Linked DNA regions of Homo sapiens: regions 1 and 2 are each linked to region 3. The links are chromatin loops, found by intact Hi-C in ENCODE. Cell type or tissue: PC-9. All regions are shown on one strand. Links, peaks and the distances in the headings refer to the core of each region. The heading gives the core; the rest is flanking DNA.

Evidence for each region. Peaks named below come from ENCODE experiments on the same cell type or tissue, not always from the same donor. Only the 100,000 strongest peaks of a DNase experiment are listed, where the experiment ranks them.
Region 1: a loop joins it to region 3, with 10 times the contacts of the local background. A loop is called at or near these places in 3 of 110 quality-filtered maps.
Region 2: a loop joins it to region 3, with 10 times the contacts of the local background. A loop is called at or near these places in 2 of 110 quality-filtered maps.

Annotation. Positions count from the first base shown.
Region 1 is chr13:99,145,715-99,156,456 of GRCh38, forward strand. No RefSeq gene overlaps it. Among named protein-coding and RNA genes, the nearest start is that of UBAC2-AS1, 50 kb to the right of the region's middle. RefSeq lists silencers at 5,887-5,936, 5,947-6,016, an enhancer at 6,323-6,492 and a cis regulatory region at 6,408. In PC-9, for the core only: no CTCF peak of the experiment used is centred there; DNase peaks (open chromatin) are centred at 5,477 and 6,007; H3K4me3 peaks cover 345 bases; H3K27ac peaks cover 3,133 bases.
Region 2 is chr13:99,192,909-99,203,650 of GRCh38, forward strand. It overlaps UBAC2 (UBA domain containing 2), which reads left to right and starts at 7,946. Exons shown (of 9, transcript NM_001144072.2): 1 at 7,946-8,031. The coding sequence starts at 8,001. It overlaps UBAC2-AS1 (UBAC2 antisense RNA 1), which reads right to left and starts at 7,849. Exons shown (of 2, transcript NR_036531.1): 1 at 7,458-7,849; 2 at 3,466-4,894. RefSeq lists enhancers at 6,919-7,572, 7,535-7,584, 7,573-8,224, 7,615-7,704, 8,878-9,529 and silencers at 7,205-7,334, 8,225-8,304. In PC-9, for the core only: CTCF peaks have their summits at 3,762, 3,964, 8,638 and 8,841; DNase peaks (open chromatin) are centred at 4,223, 5,953, 7,833, 8,683 and 1 weaker place; H3K4me3 peaks cover 6,192 bases; H3K27ac peaks cover 7,778 bases.
Region 3 is chr13:99,043,025-99,051,024 of GRCh38, forward strand. It overlaps a transcript of DOCK9 not described here. Among named protein-coding and RNA genes, the nearest start is that of DOCK9-DT, 40 kb to the right of the region's middle. In PC-9, for the core only: no CTCF peak of the experiment used is centred there; DNase peaks (open chromatin) are centred at 2,667 and 3,347; H3K4me3 peaks cover 2,241 bases; H3K27ac peaks cover 4,563 bases.

The DNA of each region.
Region 1 (10,742 bases), core at 1,669-9,668, 100 kb after region 3:
AGCCCAGAAAAGTGAACGTTTTCTTTAAAAAAAAAAGAAGAAGAAGAAGAAAAATGCAGGCCGGGTGCAGTGGCTTATGCCTGTAATCCCAGCACTTTTGGGAGGCTGAAGGGGGAAAATAACTTGAGGTCAGGAGTTTGAGATCAATCTGACCAATATGGCAAAACTCTCTCTACTAAAAATACAAAAATTAGCCAGGCATAGTGGCCAGCACCTGTAGTCCCAGCTACTCAGGAGGCTGAGGCAGGAGAATCACTTTGAGCCCCAGAGGTAGAGGTTGCAGTGAGCCAAGATCGAGCCACTGCACTCCAGCCTGAGCGACAGAGTGAGACTCCGTCTCAAAAAAAAAAAAAATTGCGAAACTATTATTATTATCTCCTTTTACCAGAAGAGTTCACTGAGGCCCGAGACGCAAAGTTATGCTTTCAAAATTACACCAATAAGTTAACCACGGGACAGGAAACCAGCAGCCAGTGTTCTTGGCTCCAAATTTCACTGACCAGACAATCGGATGTATTGGGTGATATTATGGCTTTGCCTCTGTTCCCTCGGATCCCTTTCTACTGTTTTTGTAGATTCCCTTCGGGATTTCTTTGATTTTCAAAAGTGACGTCTGCTGCTTTTCTGTGGAGAACCACCATCTAGCACTGGGGGGTAGTCTAAAACCTGTGACCTGACCAATGGGGTGCTGGGGCAGGAAGCCCAGCGCCCTCGCCTGGGACGCCCACTCTATGTTGCCGGCTGTGGGACTTGGCCTAGCTCGCCCCTTTTGAGGCTCCCGCGGCTGCTCTGTCCACCTCCCTAGTCCCTTGGTGGCTTCAATAGTGGGCACCCCCTTAGCAAGTCACTCCCACGCCAATCAAATTCTAGGGAATCCACTGCACATACTGGGTGGTTTCAAACCACAGAAATGTATTCTCTCCCAGTTCTACAGGCTTGGAGTCCCGCAGGAAGGTGTACGGCAGGCCAGGCTCCCTCTGAAGGCTCGAGGGGAGAAGCCGTTCCAGGCCTTTCTCTTGCTTCTGGTGTTGCCATCAGTCCTTCTGTTCCTTGGCTTCTAGACGCGTCCCTCCCGCCTCTGCGTCTGTCTTCCCATGGTATTCTTCCTGTGTCCTGATCCCTCTTTTCATAAGGACACCTGCCATCTTGGATTCATGGCCCACCCTAACTCTAATAAGTATGACCTCATCTTAGCTTGATGACATCTGCAAAGACCCTGGTTCCAAATAAGGCCACAGTCACAGGTGCGGGGGCAGGTATTGGCTAGGGCTGGGAGGGGAAAATCTGTTCCAGGTCTCTCTCCCCTTGGCCATCTTCTCTCTATGTCTCTTCACATCGTCTTCCCTCTATGCATGTCTGTCTCTGTGTCCAAATGTCTCCTTTTTATAAGGACACCAGTCATAGTGGATTAGGGCCCACTCTAATGACCTCACTTTAATTTGCCTCTGTAAAGAGTATTTACAAATAAGGTGACATTCTGAGGTATTGGGGGTTCAACATATGAATGGGAGGGCACAATTCAACCCATAACAGCAACCTGAGACATTTTATGTATTAATATTTCATGAAGATCAAGAATATAAACACAAAAAATAGCATGCACTGTATATAACACAGTAGTCATAGTTGCCAATTGTTATTCAAATATCTTAAAATAATTTTTGGTTTTTTTTGAGATGGAGTCTCGTTCTGTCACCCAGGCTGGAGTGCGGTGACACGATCTCGGCTCACTGCAATCTCTGCCTTCTGGGTTCAAGTGATTCTCCTGATTCAGCCTTCCGAGTAGCTGAGACTACAGGCATATGCTACCACACCCAGCTAATTTTTGTATTTTTAGTAGAGACGGGGTTTCACCATGTTGGCCAGGCTGGTCTCAAACTCCTGACCTCAGGTGTCCATCCACCTTGGCCTCCCAAAGTGCTGGAATTACAGGCGTGAGCCACGATGCTTGGCCTAAATATCTTAAAATAATTTTTTAATTTCTCTGAATCATTGGCCATAAAATCAGAAATATTATTACAACTTTATATATGGGACTTATGGATTTTACAACATTTGCACTTTTATTTTCTATAGTTAAGGTTAGATTCTATTTCTGCTACGTACCTGTTTTGAATTGGAAATTATATGCCCTTAAGTATTGTTTTGCAAGAAACAAATGACTCATTAATAACACCATAAATAACCCATACGGTGGGTAAGCATGTGGGCTCTGATGTCAGAGTGCTTAGATGTGCATCCTGGCTCTATAACTTACTAGCTGTGTGGCCTTAAGGTAAGCCCATTAAATTCTGACCTTTCGTTTCTTCATCTTTAATGAAGAGATGAGGGCAGTACTGTTGTTATTACTATTATTATTATTTAGAAACAAGGTCTCTCTCGCTCTGTTGCCCAAGCTGGAGTGCAGTAGCTCGATAATAACTCACTGCAACCTGAATTCCTGGGCTGGAGCAACCTGCCTGCTTCAGCCTCCTGAGTAGCTAAGACTATAGACGTGTACCACCATGACTGGCTAATTTTGAATTTTTTTTAAGAGACAAGGTCTCACTATGTTACCCAGGTTGGCTTCAAACTCTTGGGCTCAAGTGATCCTCTTGCCTCAGCCTCCCAAGGTACTGAAATTACAGGCATCAGCCACTGTGCCTGGGCTAGTACTGTTATTTTGAAGCACTTTGCACAGTGTTTATTCAGAATAAACACCCACCAAATGTTAGCTATTATTTTGTCTGCAGTATTGGTATATATGTATTTGTTTAGTAAGAGATGGAGTCTCGCTCTGTCGCCCAGGCTGGAGTGCAGTGACGTGATATTGGCTCACTGCAACCTCCACCTCCCGGGTTCACGCAGTTCTCTTGCTTCAGTCTCCCGGGTAGCTGGGATTACAGGTGCCCACCACCACACCCGGCTAATTTTGGTATTTTTAGTAGAGACAGGGTTTCTCCATGTTGGCTAGACTTGAAGTATTAGTTTATACACAATAATTCTGAAAAGGAAAAGATGTAATAGAAGTGGAATTTTTACAATCTAAGTAAAACCTCACATTTTCTAGAAAAGTATTACTAATATTTTCCTTTAAAATGACTGCATATAATCAGTTCCTTTCTTTTCTTTTCTTTTTTGAGATGGAGTCCCACTCTCTGGCCCAGGCTGGAGTGCAGTGGTGTGATCTTGGCTCACTGCAAACTCCGCTTCCTGGGTTCAAGTGATTCTCCTGCCTCAGCCTCCTGAGTAGCTGGGATTACAGGTGCACCCCACTACACCTGACTAATTTTTGTACTTTTAATAGAGAGAAGGTTTCACCATGTTGGCCAGGCTGGTCTTGAACTCCTGACCTCAAGTGATCCACCCGCCTCAGCCTCCCATGGTGCTGGAATTACAGGCGTTCAGCCACTGCGCCTGGCCTACCAGTTCTTTTCTCTTTGTCTTAACAGTTTTGTAAAAATAGGTCATTCTTAAATATGGTACAAATTAAAACATCATAAAAGGAAATACAGGAAAAAGTAGATTTCTTCTCCTTTACTCCAAATTCTCACATCACCTTTCCAGAGACAACCACTGTTAAATTTCTTACATATCTTCCCAGAAACAATCTATGCATATGCAAGCGATAGATGTAATGTATGTGTGTACATCCCTACCCACATTTGTATACGATAGCATCTTGTATCTTCTGCATCTTGCTTTTTATAATTTAATGATACCTCTAGAAAATTTATCTTATCCATGCCAAGTAATATTGTTTCATTCTTTTCACTGTTGGATTGTCTACTCTATGGACGTACCAGAATTAACTTACCCAGCCCCTACCAATGGGCATTTGGCTGGTTTCTTTTGTTGCTGCAACGTGCATTTGCATCTTCATGTTCATGTGCAAATATATCTGTAAGACACATTCCTAAATGTAGAACTGCCAAGTCAAAGAGCATATGCCTGTTAAAATTTGGTTGGTGCTTTTTAAATTGCCCTCCAAAGAGAATGAACCAATGGTACCAGGCCCCCTCATCACCATCCAGGCATTTTTACACTTTTTGAATTTTTCCAATTTTCTAAGTGTCAACTGCATCTCATTCAACTTTGAATTTGTATTTTTGTTATTAGAGTGAGACTGAGTATCCTTTCATTTGTTTAGAAAGGCTTGGCTGGGCACAGTGGCTCACACCTATAATCCCCGCACTTTGGGAGGCCGAGGCAGGTGGATCACCTGAGGTCAGGAGTTCAAGATCAGCCTGGCCAACACGGCAAAACCCCGTCTCTACTAAAAATACAAAAATTAGCCAGGTGTGGTGGCAGGAGCCTGTAATCCCAGCCTCTCGGGAGGCTGAGGCAGGAGAATTGCTTGAACCCAGGAGGTGGAGGTTGCAGTGAGCTGAGCTTGCACCACTGCACTCCAGCCTGGGTGACAGAGCGAGACTCAGTCTCAAAAAGCAAACAAATAAACAGAAAACAATGAAATGCTTTATACTTTATTATGAACTATTCAAAATTGGCCCATTTTCTCTTTGAATATTAATTTTTCTAATCATCTTTATTAGCTTTTTTTATACTAAGGAGTCTAACCTTGAGCATGTCTGTTGTGACATTTTTCCTGTTTAATAATTGTTGTTGATTTTGCTATTGTCTTTTTTGTCTGGTAGACATTTTTAATTCTTTTTTTCTTCTTTGGTTAAATGTATTAGTAAGCCAGGAGATCATTGCAGTTCTTTAGGTGGGAGAGTGAGTTGGCTTGGGCTGGAGTGAGGCTGGTGTGTACAGAGAGAAATGGTAGGTTTGAGAATATAGGTATTGTGTTCCTGGAACCAACAAGCTTAGCTGATGTATTAAATATGGCGGTACGGAGAGGGGGGCAGATGAGGTGGGAGAAAGAGAGATTGACTCTGAGGCTTCAGGGCTGAGTAACCATGTGGACAATGATACAACTGACAGATGGGCAAGACTTTAGGAAGAGCCAGTCTCCAACCTGTTTTGGAAACCTGCTTCCACATGCCTGGTTTCATGACACCATACACGTTCGGGTCTTGTCCATTCATTGTCGACTGAGGTTCTTTCCATCAAAGTGAGATGTTGAGTCAGACTATGCATTGAGAGTGTCTGAAACCATCATTACTATGTTGCATATATTCCTAAGTAATGACTTAGAGATCAAGAGCGCTGACATAATGCCTGCCATGTTGTGGCCTCACCCTGTGTCTGCTTTTGATCTCTTCTGGGGACTTCAGCACACCATGCAATAAATGGGGACACACTGACCCACCTCTGTGTCTGGGCCTGAATTAAATAAATTTGTTTAGATTTCCCTGAGCTCACAAGTATTTGATGAATCAAGTACATTTAGCAACCTGGCCTGGCAAGCCAGTAACAAACAAAAACAGACTCGTCTGTGCATGCCCTCAGGGCCATGGTCTGTGAGCACCGTGGGGGAAGGCAGAGGAGAGGGTTGATTTTTTTAAGAGGCTTTGAAAATATAAAATTCCACATGGATGATTAATACTTCTATGCAGCATAATGGGTGTTGGCAACCAATGTGAAGAAATTCTTGTTGAAAGAGAAAAGACGATGTTATGGAATAATCTCCTCTGGGAACTAAAGCCACTTACAAGGAAATATTTGAAAGTCTATTTTAATTCCTATCTTATTCATGTCTTCCTTTGACAGTAAGTGAAGTGCATAGCACTATGGGACATGTCTAAAATCAGCTGCTAACTATTCATTTGGCTCAACTGCTGAGGCCAATGATCAATTCCTTGTGCTATATTGTATTGCCTGGAACCTAGTTGTGCTCATGTGTATTGTATTGTATTGTATTGTATTGTATTGTATTGTATTGTATTGTATTGTATTGTATTGTATTGATCTATTTGCTTATTTCTGTAGAGCTGGAGTCTTACCACTTTGCCCAAGCTTGTCTCAAACTCCTGGGCTCAAGCAATCCTCCCACCTCAGCCTCTGAAAGTTCTGAGGTTACAGGCATGAGTCACTGCACCGGGCCATGTCTATTTTATTCTTGACACATGGCCATATTTGCAGTGAGATTAAGTATGGGAGTAGCCATGTGACTCAGCAGAGTGAGGAGACCAGAGCAGCAAGACCTACCCAAGGTGGACAGAGCAAGTGGTCCCCTGCAGGTGCAGCGTTGTCTTGGTGGCTTCTAAGACTTTCTTTCCCTGGGCTGAACGGTCACATCACTGGCATTATTCTCCGGCATGACAGTGTTATATCTTGATGGCTACTGTTCAAATGCTTTCTTTTAAACTAGAAGTTAAAAAGACCTGTTAAATCACAATATCCACATAAATGGACTGGCTAGAGTTGACTCACCTTACCAAACAGGTGTATAGGACTCTAAAGGGGCCCAGGAGACATATAGAACCGCTAACTGCCAGTTCCAGGTGGGGAATTCTAGCCAGCAAAGTGGGAAGTGCACAGGGCCTCGCCAGACTCAAGGGCCCCAAGGAGAGGGCCCATGACTACTTTGTCCATCCAGATACCCTTGCCAGTTAAAGCCATATGTGGAACACACCAGTGGCCATTCTTGAAGCCTTTGTTGATGAAGGAACATGTGAACTGGCTACAGGGAGGGGAATCAGGCTCCATAAAGAGGCAGGGATGCAAGGGGCTGCTTGACATCAGCTCCCCTATCCCAAATCTTCCCTGAGACCCAGCTCAGGCACAGTGATAGCTCCTGAGAAGATGAAAACAAACAAAAAGACATATTCTGCAAACAATTTTTTGTTTAATTTTTTAAAATTTAAAACATCAGGAAAAAATCATGTGCAAGAAAAAAACTATTATAACAGTCTTAAAAAAATTTTTTTTTACTTTCAGAGATAAGATATATACACACAGCAATACACACCAATCTCAACTGAACAGCTCTATGAAAATTATTTCAAGTGACTCTGCATGCTTTCTTACTTGCTTCCTAAACTTTATAAAATTTCAAGTGAAACACTTGACTTGCTTTGTCCAAGAGAATGTGCTGGAAGTGACACTCTGGGACTTCTGAGGACAGGTCACAATATGCCTTGCAGCTTCTGCCTGGGAATCTTGGATCCCTTGCCCTTGGAATGCTCCCTCTGTGAGCCCAGATATCAGGCTGTGAAAGCTGCAAGGTGAGGTTGAGTGGGAGTGCTGTGAGGCACAGACCCAGCGGAGCTTCCAGCCAATAGCCAACTTCAATGCACATCATGAGAGTGAGCACCCATGGGTATTCAGCCCCGCCAAGTCTTCAGAGGACTGAAGCCCCAGTTGACATTTCATTGCGACTGCATGACAGACCCCAAGGGAGAACTTCCCAACTGAGCCCAGCCAACCCACAGGACTGTGGGTGGCTTGGTATATAGGAAGAGATAATGGAACTGCCTGCCATTCTGGGTGAAATCAGGGTCAGGAAAAATAAAATCAACAAACATATATTGAGCGTAAGACTCTGGAAGATACAAAGAGTATGTATATAGTTGAGATGGGGGGAAGGGACATTTATATAAGAGAGTAACAGAAGGTTCAAGGTAGCACATGACTCCTAAATACAGGTGTGCAGGGGGCAAAAAGATCAGCGAAGTCTAGAAAGTCTCTTTGGAGAGGAGAGATTTGAAATGAGAATGAAAAGCTAGGGGAGTAGACTCAGGCAGAGAGGAAGCATGAGGCATAGGTTCAGGCATGGTTTTGGAAAAGGGCCTAAGTTGAAAGATCAAAGAGATCAACTTGGCTGGAACACAGAATTTGCAAACTCATGTAGAGGATGATAAAGTTGGATGGACCTTGAATAACAAGGAAAACTGCTTTTCAAGAGAAAGGTTAGGGCAAGAGTTTTAGATTGAAGGCTGTCTGTGCTTAAGTGAGGGTAAGGCCATGGAGGAGAAGGTCTCTGAAGAAATGAGCTTCAAAATAACTTTGTAGGAAGAATATAATCATTTAAACCCATCACTTCTTTTTTATAAAATCCAGTTTCCTCAAAAGCAACTCCACACTGAATAGCAGGAAAAAGGGGGGCCATGCAAAAAGGGACCCGCTCAAAATTCTCACTATTAAAGAGGACAGTTGCAATCATGAGCAGTTCCACCCCAACAAAGGAGAAATGTGGGGATCAAAAGCAATCTAATTGGGCTGGGTGTGGTGGCTCATGCCTGTAATCCCAGCACTTTGGGAGGCCAAGACAAGTGGATCACCTGAGGTCAGCAGTTCGAGACCAGGCTGGCCAACACAGTGTAACCCTGTCTCTACTAAAAATACAAAAATTAGCAGGGTGTGGTCGCACACGCTTGTAGTCCCAGGTACTCAGGAGGCTGAGGCAAGAGAATCGCTTGAACCCAGGAGGCAGAGGTTGCAGTGAGCCGAGGTCACGCCACTGCACTCCAGCCTGGGTGACAGAGTGAGACTTGATCTCAAAAACAAAACAACACAACAACAACAACAACAACAACAAAATGCCAAAAGGAATCTAATTGAAGCTGAGGCCACTGATACCAGAGGGTAAGGACAGGGCCATTGCAGATATCTCAGTTACTCTTGAAGTCAGTTTCAGGAAGGGGCCACATCCTCTTTAGCCAAATACTCTAGGCTTAGGGTTTTGCAAAGTCATCATAGGGTAGGTGCTCTGAAAGCAGACGCTGCGATGGAATTTGGAGTGTAAGATACTTATCAGGGGCCAGGAGTGGTGGCTCACACCTGTAATACCAGCAATTTGGGAGGCTGAGGTGGGCAGATCACTTGAGATCAGGAGTTCAAGACCAGCCTGGCCAGCAGGCTTTACTAAAAATACAAAAATTAGCTCGGTGTGGTGGTGCACACGTGTAATCCCAGCTACTGTGGTGGCTTAGGCAAAAGAATTGCTTGAACTCTGGGGGCGGAGGTTGCAGTGAGCCGAGATCACACCACTGCACTCTAGCCTGGGTGACAGAGTGAGACCCTGTCTCAAAAAAAAAAAAAAAGAAAAAGAAAAGATATCAGGGGTCAACATCCTTAAAGAAAAGTGGTTCCTTGGCACTTTGAGAAGCCAAAGCGGGAGGATCACTTGAGCCCGGGAGTTTGTGACCAGCATGGGCAATAGTGCGAGACCCTTTCTCTACAAAAAACAAACAAACAAACAGCAAAAAAAAACCCATAGTCTTAGCTATTCAAGAGGCTGAGGCGAGAGGGTTGCTTGAAGCCAGGAGTTCGAGGTTGCAGTGAGCTGATTGCACCACTGCATTCCAGCTAGGTTACAGAGTGAGACTCTGCTTCTAAAAAATAATAAAGGACAGTGGGAGAAATTAAGAATAGGTACAGGCCGGGCGTGGTGGCTCACGCCTGTAATCCCAGCACTTTGGGAGGCCGAGACGGGCAGATCATAAGGTCAAGAGATCGAGGCCATCCTGGCTAACACGGTGAAACCCCATCTCTACCGAAAATACAAAAAATTAGCCGGGCGTGGTGGCAGACCCCTGCAGTCCCAGCTACTCCAGAGGCTGAGGCAGGAGAATGGCTGTGAACCTGGGAGGTGGAGCTTGCAGTGAGCCAAGATCGTGCCAGTGCACTCCAGCCTGGGCGACTGAGCAAGACTCCGTCTCAGAAAAAAGAAAAAAGAAAAAAAAAAAAAAACAATAGGTAGAGGTGGGCCGGACATGGTGGCTCACACCTGTAATCCCAGCACTTTGGGAAGCTGAGGCAGGTGGATCATGAGGTCAGGGGATCGAGGCCATCCTGGCTAACACGGTGAAACCCTGTCTCTACTAAAAATACAAAAAATTAGCCGGGTGTGGTGGCGGGCGCCTGTAGTTCCAGCTACTCAGGAGGCTGAGGCAGGAGAATCGCTTGAACCCAGGAGGCAGAGGTCACAGTGAGTCGAGCTCGCATCACAGCACTCCAGCCTGGGTGACAGAGCGAGACTCTGTCTCAGAAAAAAAAAAAAAGAATAGGTAGAGGTGAAGACGTTGAAATGCAATGCAGACCCAACAAAGTCTTGGCCAACCCAGTGAGGAGCTTTGGAGTGAATATTGCCCATTGGAGGTGTATTGCCTTGGCCTGCAATGACTGGGTCTTTATACCCACATCTCACTCACCAGATGTGAGCTGCTCCAAGAAGGGCATGACCCCAGGTGGGGTGACCCCCTGTGTTTGAGGCAGGCCCTAACAAAGCTGCTGGGTGGAGGCTGCCTGCTCACCATGCCCCACCACAGCCGGGCGTCAAGTGCTTCTCAGAAGCAGAGTCCTCCGTCCCCACCCACCAGTCCATATTGGACTGTGGCTCTTTTGGACAAGCCAATGAGATTTGGGTATTATATGTTACAGTAGTAAGCCTCTCCTGACTGACACACACCATACCTCTTAGATTCTGATGAAATTGCCAATGACTCAATAAGTGACGCCTGTCCTGTGTCTGAACCCTGGGTCTGTAGAGCACAGGACACGACTGCTGCTCTTGGATATCTAACACTGGGGCTACTCTTTTTTAAAAATTAGCAAGTAAAACATCATATATATTTATGATGCATAACATGGTGTTTTGATATATGTATATATTGTGGAATGGCTAAATCAAGCTATTTAAATAAAATATGCTTTACTTCATACACTTATCTTTTTTTATAATGAGAACATTTCAAATCCATTCTCTTAGCCAGTTTTGGTAAACAATATATTATTCTCAACTGTGGTCATCACAATGTATAATAGATCTCAAGGCCAGGCGTGGTGGCTTATGCTTGTAATCCTTGCACTTTGGGAGGCCTAGGCAGGAGGATTGATTGAGGCCAGGAGTTCAAGAC
Region 2 (10,742 bases), core at 1,576-9,575, 150 kb after region 3:
CATATAAGCACCCATGTCTCTCTGCCTGAGGGCTTTCTCTGGATACAGGGGTGTGCTTGGCCCATGCATAGAGCAGGCTGAAAGTGCCCAGGGGCTTATAACCCCCAGGAGAATCTCCTACTTGTATCTGAAACTTTTGTCTCAGAGTCTGCTTTTGGAGAGACCCAAATTGAAACAGATGGCAATAATATGAAATATTTTTAAGAATCTGAGTGATGAAGTTTAATGAAGTTCTAATTCTTTTAAAGTGTCTCAAATGTTCTGTTACATTTTGTTACTTTGCAGTAATTGTTCCACTGCACTGAAATCCTTTTCACCCAAATATGCAGCTGGAAATACTATAATAAATAACACAGCTCCCATTTTAAAGGAGGGCAAAGCTGGGCACGGTGACTCACGCCTGTAGTCCCAGCCTTTAATCCCAGCACTCTGGGGGGCCTCAGCAGGAGGATCACTAAGCTCAGGAGTTTGAGACCAGCGTGGGCAAAATAGTGAGACCCTGTCTCTACAACAAATAAGATAATTAGCTAGGTGTGGGAGCATGCACCCTGTAGTCCCAGCTACTTGGGAGGCTGAGGCATGAGGATTGCTTGAGCCCAGCAGGTCGGGCTGCAGTGAACCATGATCATGCCCCTGCATTCCAGCCTAGGTGACGGAGCGAGACCCTGTCTAAATATATATATGTATATATCCCACAGTTCTGGAGGCTGGGAAGTCCAAGATCAAGGCACCAGCAAAGTCGGTGTCTGGTGAGGGCTGGCTCTGTTTCCAGCTGTGCCTTCACATGGTGGGAGCGCAGAACAAGTGCCCTCAGGCCTCTTTTATAAGGGCACTGATCCTGTTCATGAGAGCTCTGTCCTCATGACCTAATCACCTTCCAGATGACCCACCTACCAGCACCACTGTACTGTGGGTTCCCTTTCAACATATGCATTCTGAGGGACACAAGCATTCAGACCAGAGCAACATGTAAAATGGAATAGGCTCCAGACCTGAAAGAATACAAACAGGCTTTTCACCCACATAATAAGCATGTGGCAAGATAGTCAAAGGTGGTTAGAATCGAGAACAATCTGGTTTTTGTGCAGCATTGTCTGCCACTATTGGACCTCATGTGATATCTCCCAATTCATTGTCGACAACCAAAAATACCCTATGAATTTCCAAACTACTCCCTGCTGAGTAAACATCCAAAGTGAAAACTACTGGATCATTGAAAAGATTTAACTACTCTTTTCAAAGATTCCAGACCCACTTTCTTTCTTTTTTATCTTTTTCTTAGAGAAGGGGGTCTCACTCTATGCCCAGGTTGGAGTGCAGTGGTGTGATTATGGCTCACTGCAGCTTTGAATTCCTGGGCTCAAGCAATCCTCCTGCCTCAGCCACCCAAGTAGCTGAGACTACAGGTGCACACAACCATGCCTGGCCAGTTTTTGAAATTTTTTATCTGTAGAGGTGAGGCCTTCCTATGGTTTCCCAGGCTGGTCTCAAACTCCTGGCCTCAAGGGATCCTCCTACCTCAGCCTCCAAAATTGTGGGATTACAGGTGTTAGCCACTGTGCCCAGCCCTGTTTTCTAGTATTAGTTTATATGTATTATATGTTGAAAGTGGATTTGAAGCAGTGCAAAGTGCATCTGAAGCCTATTTTATCCAAGGATTGACCACCAACCCTAGTGATTATCTACTGATTTCCCAGAAGGCTGCTGCCGAGAATCTCTGGAGATTCGGAGATGGATTTCTCAGCCACAAAGTGGAACAGGATATCACCTCTATGCTGGGGGGACAGGAGATACCGTTTGTACACAGCTCGATACTTTGGAAGTTTGTGATTGTTTGTTGTTTTCGGCCTTCTCCACTACTTAGTAATTTTTAGGAAGAATTTCAGTCTATCTCAGCTATTCAGAAGGAGCACTGTACTAAAGGCAGGTGAAAGCAAGGGGAAGGTGGTTGTTCGGGATGCTTGGCCAACCATCTTCCCTCCTGCCTGAAAAAGACTCTCTCCTTTGACCAAAACTCCAGTCAGGCTTCTCTGAGTCCTCTGCTTGACTAGGCCCAATCTTGGACTTTTCTCTCTGTCCTTGCAGAGCCCAGTGTGAGCAAGAATCCTGCTAAGTGGGTCTAGTGAAAAGCCTCTACTCTTGGTTGACCACCCTTGTTATCTGATCTCCCTGGCCTGCCTTCAGCAGGAATCCTATCAGGTCTGTTTAGACAGAAACCCCCTTATCCTTGGGGCTTCCTCTTAGTAATTTTCCATGCGCTGCTTTCCACCCTGCTCCTTGATTATAAATCCCCACCTGTCCTTGGTAGAGTTGGTGCTGAGTTCAATTTCTCCCCACTGCAAAGCCCTGCAGTGCCCCTCTACCTATCACCATGGCCCCCTGGAATAAAGTCTGCTTTACCATCTGATATGGTTTGGCTGTGTCCTCACCCAAATCTCATCTTGAAGTGTAATCCCGAGGTGTCTAGGGAGAGACCTGGTGGGAGGTGACTGGAGCATGGGAACAACCATGCTGTTCCCATGATAGTGAGTTCTCATGAGATCTGATGGTTTTACAAGGGGCTCTTCCCCCTTCACTCGGCACTTCTCTCTCCTGACACCTTGTGAAGGACGTGTTTGCTTCCCTTTCTGCCATGGTCGTAAGTTTCCTCAGGCCTCCGCAGCCATGTGGAACTGTGAGTCAATTAAAACTCTTTCCTTTATAAATTACTCAGTCTTGGCCGGGTGTGGTGGCTCACACCTGTAATCCCAGCACTTTGGGGGGCCGAGGCGGGTGGATCACCTGAGGTCAGGAGTTCGAGACCAGCCTGGTCAAAATAGTGAAACCCTGTCTCTACAAAAAATACAAAATTAGCCAGATGTGGTGGCGGGCGCCTGTAATCCCAGTTACTAGGGAGGCTGAGGCAGGAGAATCACTTGAACCCGGAAGGCGGAGGTTGCAGTGAGCCGAGATAGCGCCAGTGTACTCCAGCCTGGGCAACAAGAGTGAGACTCCATCTCAAAAAAATGAAAAATAGGCCGGGCGCGGTGGCTCACACCTGTAATCCCAGCACTTTGGGAGGCTGAGGCGGGTGGATCACGAGGTCAGGAGATCGAGACCATCCTGGCTAACATGGTGAAACCCCGTCTCTACTAAAAAATACAAAAAAGAATTAGCCGAGCGTGATGGCAGGCGCCTGTAGTCCCAGCTACTTGGGAGGCTGAGGCAGGAGAATGGCGTGAACCTGGGAGGCGAAGCTTGCAGTGAGCCGAGATTGCGCCACTGCACTCCAGCCTGGGCAACAGAGCCAGACTCCGTCTCAAAAAAAAAAAAAAAATTAATTAAAAAATAAATCAATAAAAAAATTACCCAGTCTTGGGTATTTATAGCAGTGTGAGAAGAGACTATTGCACCACACTGAACAAGTGTCATGAATAATTTTTTCTTTAACCTTACCCACCTGGAGATTTTCCTGATGCTAAGACCTCAGAAATGCTGTTTTATTTTATTGAAGGAGGACAATGGCTTCACATCAGAATGAGCAGGATACAACATTTTGAAAGACACATTCCCTGTTTTTTATGGGCTCACCCTTTCACAGTAGAAGACAGAAACCCAATAACAGAGACAATGGCATAAGTATTATAAAGTAGGCATGCATCAAGTGTGATGACAGCACGAAAGAGGGGATAACTACTTCTGCCATTACAGTCTGGAAGAGGTATCATTTCAGCTGATATTGTGGCAAAGTATTTTACCCAGCAGAGGGAGTATCCACTCAATGATGTTCTTAAAGTACCTAGGTAGGAGTGCTAGGCAGCAAATGATTCTCTTAATGTGTATGTCCACACATTGTTATGTGTAAGTAGCCTTATTAATTTGGTTGTAAATAAAAGGTTGAGTAATAATAAAAATGAAATCACCAAATTCTACAATTTGACCTCAAAATATGCTGTAAGTTCTGATATTATTCCTACTTTACCTGGGAAGGCAGAGCGGTTACCTAGGAAGGTGAACTGTGGAAGTCCGCTGTGGATTGGGGATACCTGATCTCATGATGAGTCAGGCTTACCCTGACTCCTTCTGGGTCTCTCTGGTGGAGACAGCCCTTCACCTCTGCAAAGCTTATCCACGTGTCTGGTGATTTCCTTATAGCATACAGAGCTTTTAAGGTTTACAAACGTATACCTATTTCCCCAATGTAGAAAGCAGATTCAAAAACAGGTTCAACAAAACATAGCAAGGCAATAGGTGATTCCTAGAGACCAACAGATTGAGTTCTTGTAATAAAATCTAGAAAAGAGAAAAGGTGGAAATGTCAGCCAGGGCAACAGAAATGATATGCACCAGGAGATCCAGGAATTCATAGTAAAGGTCAGATGAGTTTCACAGGTGTAGGGTTTCCTCTACCTCTGCACTACTGACAATCCAGGCGGGGTAATTCTTTACTGTGGGCAGGAGGAGGGGGGAGGTTGGCCCGGTATTGCCAGATGTTTAGCAGCACCCTTGGCCTCAGCCCATTAGATGCCAGTAGCACCCTCTCCCCAGCACGTTGTGACACCCAAAAATGTCTCCAGATATTGTCCCCTGGAGGTCAAAATTGTCCCCCTGCGAATCACTACACTAGTGCATCTCAGACTCTAAGGTGCACACAAATTACCTGGGGTGTCTTGTTAAACGCCAGTTCTGCTTTAATAGGTCTAGGGTAGGGCTTGGCACTTTCTAGTGCAAACAAAATCCCAGGTGAGGCTGAAGCTGCCTGTCCACAGACCACACTTGCTCCTTAGAAGACAAATCTGCAGCCACCAGTTAGCATGTTCAGGTCCTCAGGATGCAGAGTAGATGTACAATCAAGGTATGGATCACTGCAGATACTTATGAGCAGAGTCTGGATGCCATACCATCTTGCATTTAGCTGCAAAGAATGTTTATAGAATTGAACGTAAGTGAAGGGTTTATGTTTTTTAAGCTTTAAAGCACTTTTTAATGTCGGTTCTCAAACTTTTTGGAATCCCTTTATTCTTAGAAATTATTAAGAACTACAGATCTTTAGTTTATGTGGGTTTATACCTATGAGTATTTACCATAGTAGAAATTGAAACTGAGAAATGTAAAAGATATATATGAAGTTCATTAAAAAAAATACCCATTACATATTAACATATCTAACACTTTTTAATGCAAAATTACTATACTGTCCCAAGCAAAAAAATATTGGAAGAATAGCACGGTTTAACATTTTGGCAAATGCATGCACGTATGTATGTATGTATGTATGTATTTATTTATTTATTTTGAGATGGGGTCTCTCTCTGTCCCCCAGGTTGGAGTGCAGTGGCACAACCTTGGCTCACTGCAACCTCTGCCTTTGGGTTCAAGCGATTCTCATGCTTCAGCTTCCTGAGAAGCTGGAACTTCAGGTGTGCACCACCACACCCAGCTATTTTTTGTACTTTTTGTAGAGACAGGGTTTCGCCACGTTGGCTAGGCTGGTCTCAAACTCTTGACCTCAAGTGAACCGTCTGCCTCAGCCTCCCAAAGTGCTGGAATTACAGGCCTAAGCCACTGTGTCTGGCGGGCAAATGTCTTTAATGTCTGGTTCAATAGAAAACAGCTGGGTCCTCATATATGCTTCTGCTTTCAGTTTGTTGGGATACATTGCTTTGGTTGAAGCATATGAGGAAAACCTGGCTTCACCTAGATACACCCCCACGGTTGGAAAAGGAAGCATTTTAATAGCCTTTCAGGTGATACATTATTTTTTGATACTATACGATAACTTAGCAAGTGGTAGTTTCTTAAAGGTTAATTGCAGTGAGGAATCTGAAACCATATGAATGAACATTTTGGACTGTTACACTAAAGTTTACTGGTGTATTTTATGGTTCAAATTAATCTTTTACCCACATAAGATTTCATAACATTATGCATCGGTCAACTGGAAAATCCAGTTATGTAGCTCTGTACAGTGGAAAATCCAGTTACGTAGCTCTGTACAGTTGTCCAATTGTACAATGGAAAACTCCACTATATACTTGAGAGAGTAGAAAATAAAACTAATGTCTTAGCATTATTATGAAAATAGTTTTGGACTTTGCATCCCCTTAATGGGTCAGGGTGTAGTCCATCAACAGCTTCTGCAAACATAAAGGACCTTTTGACTGTCGTTTTCCTGAAAAATAACTCGAACGAACCTAAAGGTAAATGTAAAATGTACTTCAAGACTGTGAAAATGGGCTGGGCCCAGAGGCTCACGCCTGTAATCCCAACACTTTGGGAGGCCAAGGCGGGCGGATCACGAGGTCAGGAGTTCGAGACCAGCCTGACCAACATGGTGAAACCTCATCTCTACTAAAAATACAAAAAATAGCCAGGGTGGTGTCAGGTGCCTGTAGTCCCAGCTACTTGGGAGGCTGAGGCAGGAGAATCGCTTGAACCGGGGAGGCAGAGGTATCAGTGAGCCGAGATCGCGCCACTGCACTCCAGCTGGGGAGAGCGAGACTCCGTCTCAAAACAAACGAACAAAACAAGACTGTGAAAATGAACTTTACGAATAAAGCCTAAAGAAGCAAATAAAAGTCATACTTTTGCCTTCTATAATCAGTGTTAACATTTTGGCCCACTGGAACCTCTCTTTGAGGGTAGGGACTGTGTTGATCTACGAATCACAGATTTAGCACACTGGCTGGCACTTATGAGCACTGAAAATGCTTTTTTTTTTTTAGTACTCCATAGCCTATCCCTTTCATTTAGCTGGGTAGTGTGGTCAATTTTCCCCATAACATGCGTTCTCACATAATTGCATGTATTTCTGGGGTACAGTGTGATGGTTCCATACATATACACATTGTGCAACCATCTAATCAGGGTAATTAGCACATCCATCACCAAAACACTTGTCATTTCTTTGTGGTGAGAATATTCAAAATCCTCTCTTCTAGCTATTTTGAAGTTAACATTATCGTTGAGTATAGTCATCCAAACGTGCAAGAGAATACCAAAACTTATTCCTTCTAACTATAACTTTGTGTCTGTTGACCAACCTCTCCCCATCTTCCTCCCCACTAACTCTCCTCTGTACAAGAATAACCACTCTTTTACTCCCTACTTTCACGAGATCAACTTAAAAAAAAACTTTTTAAAACGACTGCATGATATGTTTTCAGGCTCACACATTTAAAAACCGTGACTTTGGCAAAGAGTAACTTCATTCTGCTGGGGAAAAAAATTTAAATGGCCTGAGTCCGGAAGCTCGCCAGGGCAGAAGCGCAGGGTCGCTCCGCCGGGCTCGCCGGGCCGGGGACCCCCCAGCCACCCGCCACCACGGCGGGGAGGGCAGGGTGCTGACTCCAGGGACCACGACAGTCGGCCCCGGTGGTGGGGATTCCGCGCGGGACCCACGCGGGAACAAAGAGGCGGCTGGACGGCCCAGCTCTCCGCACCCGGAAGGACCTGTTCCACCTCTCCGGCTCCCGTACCCCTCTATCCGCATCTGAGTGACCAGATCCCACTGCAGTCAACAGCCCGCGGGGTAGCCAGCTTCGAGGGACCGCCCGGAAAGACACAACGCGCGTGGAAGGCGCCGGGCGTCCAGTCTCGGGAGAGATTAGAAGTGGCGCTCCTGCCCAGCGCCGGCAATCCAGGGGAATCCGCGGCCATCGCGGATCCACCAGGGGTGAGGCGGCACTGAGCACAAGTGTGAGGCTCTCGGGAGCTACGCCTCCGCTTCCCCAGTGCCACCCGTTTTTACCTCAGGCGGTTCTGACCGCCATCGTTTCAACCTGGAGAGGTGAGCCCTCCCCTACCGACGCACTTCCCTTCCCCGGCAGGAAGGAGGGCGCTGACCCAGCGGGCGCACGCCCCTGACTGCGCATGCGCCGGGTGCGCCGTTCGTCAGCGGCGAGTGGCCTCGCGGCGCCGGATTCGTCGCTCCGCCAAGAGTGCGCCTGCGCGGTCGCTGGGGCTCGCACTTCAGCTTCCCCTCCCCCGGCGCCCTCTGGGGCTCCGAGCCCGGCGGGACCATGTTCACCAGCACCGGCTCCAGTGGGCTCTGTGAGTACCGGCCTCCGCCATCCTGGCTGCCCCCTACACGCCACCCTAGGCACCTCTTTGAGGAGGCTGGGGCAGCGGGGACCCTCGGGTTTGCCGGAGGTGGTGGGGCCGACCCTCCAGACCCGCGTCCGAACCCTGCTAGTTCCCGGTCTTGGGGGTCAGCGGAAACCGCCCCCATTTCGGCCTGGAGGGGCGAATGGGGACAAAGCCCCGCCGCCCGCCCCGACCCCACCTGGTATCCCCAGGTGCTCTGCCCAGGAGTCTCTTGGGGCCGCTGCAAGTGGGCAGGTGCCCTGGTGTTCTCGTGGGCCGGCCCCAGGCCCTTTGCGGAGCGTGTGCCGCGCTGAAGGAAGGGGCCGTCCCCCTTACCATGCCCCATTCTTTTAGGCTTGGGGGACCGAACTAACTCCCCCCGCCCCCACTTGCAAAGTTCAGCCTCCGCTTTAGAAGCTGACCTCTCAGTTTCACTTGGATGTGTTTCTTCTTCAGTCTCCAAGAAGAGTTTTTAGACAAACACACACTGATGAGAGTGCTTTCAAGTGGAGGGAAGTTAGGAAGTCGTGGCGAGGGAGCGCAGCTGTGCTGCTGGATGTTGCTGTTTTCCTGGCGTGTTAGCGGTGGTCAGCAGGTAGGGGGCGGAGTATTTTTACAGCCAGTTAAACGGCTTTTCTCACTGAGTGTGTGGAATTGACTTTCGGTAAGGTAGACTGCGTGTTAACAGTTAGGCACGGGTACAGCAACGGAGAACAGCTCTAATTTTGCAATTGCTTGTCACTGTTCATACTCCATGTGAAGTTAATGCTGCTGGAGGACAGAAACATCTGACATTTCCAAATATTAAAGATCTGTTGGCCGGGCGCGGTGGCTCACGCCTGTAATCCCAGCACTTTGGGAGGCCGAGGTGGGCGGATCACGAGGTCAGGAGATCGAGACCATCCTGGCTAACACGGTGAAACCCCGTCTCTCTACTAAAAACACAAAAAATTAGCTGGGCGTGGTGGCGGGTGCCTGTATTCCCAGCTACTCGGGAGGCTGAGGCAGGAGAATGGCGTGAACCCGGGAGGCGGAGCTTGCAGCGAGCCGAGATTGCGCCACTGCACTTTGGCCTGGGCGACAAAGCGAGACTCCATCTCAAAAAAAAAAAAAAAAAAAAAAGATCTGTTGGGAATGTCATGAATCTTCTGAGAATGTGTGTCTCGTCTTATAGTCTGACAGTGAGTTAGTATCAGCGCCACAGGCATAATTTTAAATCTTCCTCACTTCTCAACTTCTCAGGTTTTGAAGTGGTTTCAATATTTATGATTTCCTTTGTTTCATAATTAATTTGATTTATGGCATCTTTCATGGATTGGTCCCGGAGTATGTTACAACTACTAAGTAATCTTCCCCAAACTACCCTTTAGATAAAGAGCATTAGGACTGTAGCTGAAGCTGACAGTTCAAGAAGGCAATGTGGTTTTCCTGGGATCACACAGTGAGCCAGGAACTACTGGTTATGAAATTAATGGTGGAATTCTTCAATTTCAATTGTTCTTTAGCATTTTGATCTATCCTTGCTGGCCAAAGTACATATAAAAAAATAAAGGGCAAGAGAAATCTTATTGGTTGCTGTACTGTATTAGCCATGAGATTATATTGGCCAAGTGTATTCAAATTTGATACAGGGCAACTGTGGGGAAGATAATATTTTGTTATCTATGGCACATGGTGGTGAGTGTTGAATTCTAGGAACCAAACTGTTGCCCAGGGAGAGGCGTAGGTCTGGAGCCCCTCTGCAGCTGTCTTGGCCTGTTTCTAAAATTAAGTGCTTCTGCAGTGTAAGAGTTGTTGGGATGGCCGTTCCTCAGAAGGCTGTGTCTTACATGCTCATTTTACAAACATTTTGGGCATCTCCTCTGGGCGATGAACTGGGCTAGGTGCTGGGAATGCAGCAACGAACAGGTCCTGGTCTCAGTGCTTACAGTGCTGACGGAGCTTAGGCACAGTTTTCCAGGACTGGTCATTAGAAAAGGCTGTGTGTCAGCTTTAACATTTTTCTCTGGAGAAGCTACCCACTGAGGGAGAAGTGATTTCCTTTGTTTTATTTTATTTATTTATTTATTTATTTATTTATTTATTGAGATGGAGTCTCACTGTTGCCCAGGCTGGAGTGCAGTGGTGGATCTCCGCTCACTGCAACCTCCGCCTCCCGAGTTCAAGCGATTCTCCCGCCTCAGCCTCCCAAGTAGCTGGGATTACAGGTGCCCACCATCACACCTGGCTATTTTTGTATTTTTAGTAGAGACGGGGTTTTGCCATGTTGACCAGGCTGGTCTTGAGCTCCTGACCTCAAGTGGTCCTCCCGCCTCGGCCTCCAAAAGTGCTGGGATTACAGGCGTGAGCCACTGCCTATGATTTCCTTTAGATAAGTTGAGGGACCCTTTAGCAAATCAAAATTCTGATCCTGAGCAAGAATCTGAAAGAAGGACGACACGTGTACCTAGCCCTACCCCCATGGGTGGTGAATAACAGTCCCTTTCCAGGGATAAATCCCTGCCATTTTCTACCACCTGCATGTTTCCCACGTTTTGTGGTTAGTAGATAATAGTATTTTAGTGTTAAACTTGCCTTTCTCTCTCATCCATTCAATAAGTGTCTGTTGGGTACCCATATCAGCCACACACTGTTGATATACAGAGGATAAAGTAATAAGCAGGATCAAGGAGACCAGC
Region 3 (8,000 bases), core at 1-8,000:
CTGGGTGACATCATCTAGGCACATGGCACCACCTAGACACAGTCCCTTCTGAGTGGTGGCCCCAGATGGCCTCAGCCCGTGAGGGACATCCCCTCTCAAGCAACCCTGTCCCACCGCCATCCAATAAAGCTCATGGGTCACTGCCTCTCAGGGTCACATCTTCTTCCTTGGTCAGCTCCAAATCCCTGGAAGCCCCTACAGTGACCTCAGTAGGACTTTTAGGCAAAAGGAAGAAACTGGGGAAGATATCATCAGTCTATTCCTTGCCTCAGAAATCAAACTTCTCTTCCAGCTGGCCCTGAAGACAGCCCACTCTCAGTGAACAGCTGTAGGCTGCCTGAAGCCTGGGCATTTGTGGGGAATCCACCCATCCCGGAGGCACCCCTGCCCCAGCCCAGAAATCCTAGGTAGGCTCTCTTCTCCCTGAGAAGGGGCAGCCCATCTGTCTCTCTACGGTCTCATATCCTGGGAAGTCAGCCCCTCTAGCTTTCCATCAGTTGCCATGCAGAACCCAGGAGCAGAGGACTCAGACACTTGCAGGTACGTCGGGGAGAGAGGGAGGCTGCCAAACAGGTCCACAAACAGGACCCAAGACACATAAAAGTGCAGCTGCCAAGGCTATCTATTTTCTTGTCCACCGGGGTAAGGGAAGGGAGCTGAGGACATCCCAGAAGGAACATGGGGTCTAAAGTAATTGCTAATAATGAAGGAGAACTTACTCCTTTACCCTGCCTCATCTTACCCACATCCTTTCCACAATCAGCCTGCCCCCTCCTTGAGGCCCTCCATGATGGGACGGCCAGCTTCAGTGTTTGCTTGTCCCCGCCCACTGCCCTACATATGCCACTACTGTAGGCAGGACAATACTGGTGTGACCATCCCTCCACACCAGCCTCAGAAGAGCACCTCATACACTGCCTGGCACCAGAGGCCTCTAATAAAAGTTTGCTGAATGAATGAATAAATGTGACTCACTCACTTACCATTTATATTTAATTACCATGTAACCCAATTGTGATTCTTATTTATATGACAGATTAGCTCTGCTCTAAAGTTATCTGCTAACAATAGCTCAGGGAGACTCAACCATGGTTTACAAGGCATGTTCAACTGCTCACGCGACACTGTTGAATGCTCGTAACAGGAAAGCCAGGGCCAACCCTGTGTATTCACTGCCCTGAGTTTTATTAAGCAAATTAATCTTAAACACAGACATTGAGTGAAGCCACCAGCCAGCCTCCTGTAATTGATTCTGGTGGAATCACTGAATCAAGAACACTGCAGGCAGTGGGTCTTATTCATGTTTGTTCCCTCAGCAACCAGCAGGATGCCTGGTATACAGTAGGACATCAATAAATGCTTATTGTGAAGTTCTTGAAGCAGCAGATGCTTCCTATAGCTGAAGTATTTCAGCTTCTAGAGACCACAGATGTCTGCCACCTGGCTGAGCACCCCAGTCAGACCCACACTGATCAGGACCACCACACCATGGCAACCAGAAAGGAACACCAGACTATTATGTATGAATACCACGATCGCTTCCTAGCTCTTATTTCAAAGTGATACAGACTACTCACTAACACTTTAAAAATGTGCAAATTTTGCCACCAAAAATAAATGAATTTGGAAATACAAAAGTTTAGAACAAAAAGCTACGGAGCTAACTTAAAAGACACAAACTTTGGGCTCCCTTATTAACAATGTGTTGAAGACAAGAGCAATCATTCTCCCCAAACTATAATACAGTGCTTAAAGCCGTAAGTAAAAGAAAAACCAAAAGGACTGTCACCTGACTGTACAGCCAGGTTCTTCCATCACATGCACAAGCTCCTCCATGCCTTCCTACCCGTGTTTCTCAGGAGCAGGACAGGATTTTACCATACTGAGAGCAGAGGGGAACTCCCACCACAATTCCAGCCCATAGACATATTCACCCACAAACCATTCAGTGGTACCCAAGTCGACAGACCTTCTTCAAGAGATGTCTCACTAAGAGGATGTGGTGGAAAGGGAATCCCTGCATGCTGTTTGTGGGACTGTAAATTAGTGAAGCCACTGTGGAAAACAGTATGGGGGTTCCTTAAAAGATTAAAAATAGGACTAGCATATGATCCAGCAATCCTACTACCGGGTACTTGCCCAAAGAAAATGAAATCGCTGTGTCAAAGCGATATCTGCACTCCCATGTTCATGGCCGCACTATTCACAACAGCTAAGATATGGAATCAACCTAAGTGGCCATCAGTGGATAAATGGATAAATAAAATATGGTGTATACCGTATATACACAATGAAATATCATTCAGGCGCAAAAGAGAAAGAAATCGTCTGCAACAACATGAACATAGAGGACATCATGTTAAATGAAGTAAGCCAGGCAAAGAAAGGCTAATACTACATGACCTCACTTAGATGTAGACTCTAAAAAAGTCAAACTTACAGAAGTAGAGAGTAGAATGGTGGTTACCAGGGGCTGGGGGTGGGGTTTGGAGAGATGTTGGTAAAAAGATACAAAATTTCAGTTAGCTAGGGGGAATACAGTATAAACATGGTGACTACAGTAAATAAATAGCTGAGAGTAGAACTGAGTTCTCACCACAGAAAATGTTAAGTATGTGAAGTATTGCATGTTACTTAGCTTGATTGAACCATTCCAATTTTAAAACATCATGTTGTATACCCTAAATATACGGAATTTTTGTCAAAAAATGCATATATAAAAAGAGATGCCTCACCAGCTTAATCATCTTTTTAAAAACAAAACAAAACAAAACAAAAAAAACAGCAGCCGGGTGCGGTGGCTCACACCTGTAATCCCAGCACTTTGAGAGGCTGAGGCGGGCGGATCATGAGGTCAGGAGATTGAGACTATTCTGGCTAACACGGTGAATCCCCATCTCTACTAAAAATACAAAAAAAAAAAAAAATTAGCCGGGTTTGATGGCACGTGCCTGTAGTCCCAGCTACTCAGGAGACTGAGGCAGGAGAATGGCGTGAACCCGGGAGGCGGAGCTTACAGTAAGCTGAGATTGTGCCACTGCACTCCAGCCTGGGTGACAGAGTGAGACTCAGTCTCAAAAAAAAAAAAAAACCAGCATCACTGTGTCTAGAATTCACAAGACAACCAGGAAATATCTTAAGCAACGACAGAAAAGGCAGAAATGTATGTCCCAACACTGAGCCCAGGCTCAGCACGGGGCAGAACAAGCCGAGCGACCTCCCACCTGGCATATCTTCACTTGGAAGGTGGGACGCACACCAACAGGTTTTGCTGGAATGATGCCCTCCTGCTTTGAGTAGGAGGATCCTTAACTCCAGGGCCATAACACATTGCACAACCAAGGGCTTGGCCTGGGCTTTGCCACTCACCCATGAGATTAACAGAGGAAGTAGTTTGTTGGTTTTGAGGTTTTCAAAAGGAGGAAGGATTTTGCGCCCAGTATGCTAACCTCCTTAGCTGCGCTCCGGAAAACAGCACTTAAAGGGTTGCCCAACTTGTGGGACTTGTCTCGACAGTAAACACCTCATAGAACATGCCTGGTTATGAGGGGGCACACCTGACAGGAAAGTCCAGGACTCACAGATGAGGGGCCTTGAAGAGCCACTGTGAATCACTGCTGTGTTATCACATACTGTGTGTAAGTGCATGGGTGTAAAATAAACACACACAGCCTGGAAACCTGTTTTATTCAGAGTATAAGCTCAGATGTCAACATCTTTCTCTGCCTAGATCTATCACTTACTTTACTTTCATTCTTACATCTAACTCCTGACCTCTTAATCCTCCTGAAGACATCACCAGAAATGTCTCATACTTCATGCCTGCGTTTAAGGTACAAAGTGTAGCTTTGGATAGGTTTTTAAAAGGTTCCTGTTTAGGTTATGCTCCAAAGGAAAGCCCATCTTGACACTTCCTCTCCCATAAGGATGAGCGTGAAGAGAGCCAAAGTTGGACGAGTCCAGGTTTAATCTCCTATCTCTGATGATTAAAAGACAAAATATTTATTTAAAACACGGCCAAACAGCCACTGACATCTGTGCAATTTTTGGTGGCTATGTTGGACTATTCATGGGGGTCAAATAAATAAAAATGGCCAAGCCTATGAGTAAACTTTTCCTCATGGTAAAGTTTCCCAAGATAATGTGCTAATTGAAATACACGCCAGCTGACCCTAGAAGTAGGGCCTATTTAGAAAATTTTAAAAGTACATATTTTTTATTTCCTCAGAAACACAGCCTTTTCTGTGTATAGATTCAGGCTCTCTCTGGATGGGGCAGAGAACCACAGGCTGAGGAGTATCAGCTGCCATCGCAGCACATAAGCACGTCTGTTACCATCAGGGTCCCCAGGTTAGAATAAGGAAATTGTCTTTCTACTTTTAAACATTCTGGGGCCTAAGAACATCTTCTTAGTCTCATTTATTTTCACTCCTTAGGTGTTGTCTGAAAATAATGAAAGTCAAACTTTTTCTGAGAATCAGTGGTTCTAATCCTTTTTTTTTTTTTTTTTTTGAGACGGAGTCTCGCCCAGTCGCCTAGGCTGGAGTGCAGTGGTGCCATCCTGGCTCTCTGTAACCTCTGCCTCCCACCTTCAAGCCATTCTCCTGCCTCAGCCTCCTGAGTAGCTGGGACTACAGGTGCACACCACTATGCCCAGCTAATTTTTTTTTTAATTTTTAGTAGAGACGGGGTTTCACCATGTTAGCCAGGCCGGTCTTGAACTCCTGACTTCAGGCGATCCACCCACCTCGGCCTCCCAAAGTGCTGGGATTACAGGCAGGAGCTACTGCGCCTGGCCCTAATCTTGAAGCATCAGCCTCAAGCAACCACCTTTCCAGGAAAGTGTCCCTGGATACAAACTCAATGTATTGTTCTCCCTCCCTTTCACTGGCCTTTTACAACTCAATTCCTGCCCTCCTGTATAATACCCAACAGCAGAGCTCCTAGGAGTCAAATCCTGGGCTCTGACACAAAGTTTCACCCTGGGCAGGCCTCCAGTTTGGGGGCAGCACCAGGGACCTCAATGTCAGCAAAATCACGAATCAAACACTGATGTCCGATGACAGTTCTCACTGAGAACATATTCCATTGTATTTTAAAGTTATGGAAAATCTTCATACGGTGTTTAAAAGTGTTCATGTGCTGCTTCTTGGTTTACAGTTTTATCTGTTTTGTTTTGTTTTGTTTTGTTTCTGCCGGCTCAAAGCCAACAGCAGGATTTTCACCAAGTTTCCAGTTTTGGAGTAAGAAGCACGCCTGAAGACAGCCAACCTGGAGACAGCCTGCGTGCACCCCAGCGGAGCTTCCCCAGTTACCATTCCCCTCTGCTACTGCTCATCTTCTCATCACTCTTATTTGTCCCTACTCTAGAAAAGAAAATAAGAAGGAATTTTGAATAATGCATGCTCTGTGTTCATCAGTGTTCATTAACGTAACAAGCACATAACTAAAAATACAATAATAGGGCTTATCACGGAAAGCAAGGGTGGCCTGGCTCACCCACTCCACTCCCAGCCCTGCTCCTCGGAGGCAATTCCCTTCCATATTTTGGTGCTTCTTCCAGTGTTTGCTCTCCTCCTGCTGCCCCCATAACTGTAACATACAGATTTCTCAATTTTATCCTTTCCAAATATTTTCAACTGACTTTCTGCTATGACAAATGGGGACAGCTCACATGCAACACTCCCATCCTCACAGTGCCACTATTTCTCATTCTCTACAGTTCTCTTTGTAACTGTAAGCACTAATATACTTGTACCTTTATTATTCCATCACTGACCACTGCTCGGGACTTCCCACTTTGTTAGGTAAAGACTTCACACCAAAAAGCGAAATTCAAATCCCTGACATTAAGCTCTGCTACTAATAAACAGCAAAGCTTAATAAGCTGAATAATCATAGCTAAGTACAAATAATGAATATAATAATAATAAACAGCTGAATAAGTCTGACTGTGGAGTTCGTGTTTAATTTTTTGTTTGGTTATTTTCTGTATGGCTAAGAATGGAAAGAAAATGAATAGTTAAAAATATGTTTTGGCATTGTACAGACTTCAATCAATCACTCTGTTTTCTGGACCCAACAGAATCATCAATGACTACCCTTACTCAATTCTCTCATTACTCAAGAATTTTGGAGATGAAACCCAACTGTGAAATGAAAATTCTTAAATGGTAATACTGTTCATCTGAGTATGTTTACAGTACTTCTGAATCCACATACCTTATCACCCCTCACCTTCCAACCTCAGAATATCTGGCCAAAAGGAGGTAGCAGGCAATGCTGAAGGCTGCTCCTTGGACAGGGGCAGTGTGGTCAGCCTTGTCATCGGGAGGCATGGTGTGGCCATGGAGTAAGGACATCTTAGAAAAAGACAACTCTAGCTGGGCATGGTGGCAAACGCCTGTAGTCCCAGCTACAAAAAAAGGAAAAGAAAAGAAAAGAAAAAGACAAATCTGGACTGAGGGAGTGTGTTAAAGGCTACTGATGTAACAGCTGAAATTTTTTTTTTTAAACAGGGTCTTGCTCTGTTACCCAGGCTGGAGTGCAAAAGCACAATCATGGCTCGCTGCAGCCTCAACCTCTAGGCTCAAGTGATTCTCCTGCCTCCCACCCACATAGCTGGGACCACAGGTGTGCGCCACAGCGTTCAGCTAATTTTCTACAATTTTTTTGTAGAGACAGGGTTTCACCATGTTGCCCAGGCTGGTCTTGAACTCCTGGACTCAAAAGATACTCCCACCTCAGTCTCCTAAAGTGTTGGGATTACAGGAATGAGCAACCACACCCAGCCAATAGCTAAATTTTTGAAAGCAGGACACATACTGTATTATCAGATAATGATCCCTAACATACAAAACTGGATTTCATTAGGAAATGATTGATCTTTCCAGATAATGAATGCTGCAGGTTCTCTCCTAGGCCAACATCTTCATGACATCTAAAAATACAAGAAGCAATTATGCTATAGATTTAAAAAATTGAAATATGATATGTGAAAATACTGAAAATAACCTATGGAGCTATCAAAGTTTATGGAGGATATTTAGGTTTCAACATGTAAGATGACACCTGCTTGCATGTTGGATCCTGTCTAAAATTTCAAGCCATGGACAGCAAGTAAAAACAAATCAAAAATGGAAAGACACATAGCATGTGTAGTTTATCTATGTCACAGAGCAAAAATAACACTTTGGTAATGCTTTAATTAAAATCAAGTACCTAGAGTTCATTCCATATTTCAGGCCTGTAGGAGAAAAAAAAAGCAAAACCACTTCCCCTTGCAGTGATACACGAATGGAAATATCCGAGACAGCGAAACCTGAATCAGCTACAAACAGTATGACCTTGCATGACTAACTTATTCTCCCATCCAATCAACATGTCATGACCGGGCGCAGTGGCTCATGCCTGTAATCCCAGCACTTTGGGAGGCTGAGGTGGGTGGATCACGAGGTCGGAGTTCAAGACCAGCCTGGCCAACGTAGTGAAACCCTGTCTCTACTAAAAATACAAAAAATTAGCCAGACGTGGTGGCGGGCGCCTGTAATCCCAGCTACTCGGGAGGTTGAGGCAGGAGAATAGCTTGAATGCTGGAGGGGGAGGTTGCAGTGAGCTATTGCACCACTCCACTCCAGCCCAGGCGACATGCGAGACTCCGTCTCTAAGTAAATAAATAAAAAATAAACATGTCATAAGCACCCACCATGTTGTAGACACTAATGACAAGTCCCACAAACTCTCTCCATCTATCCCCTAGAGCAGCTGTAGCCCAGCCCACTTTAATGTGTCGTTGCTCTAAAACCAGCCTCCACTTCATATACATGGCCCCCCCAGGTGTTGGTAACCCTTGGATCCAAAGATGTCTGATTCTCAAAATCAAAGATTAAAACTTTTCAGAGACAGCTGCCAGGACGTAAGGCCAAGCACAAGCAGCTCATCCTGCACAGGTGGACGTAAGAAGGATGAAGAACTCAGTGGGAGACTTCCTCTCCATCACC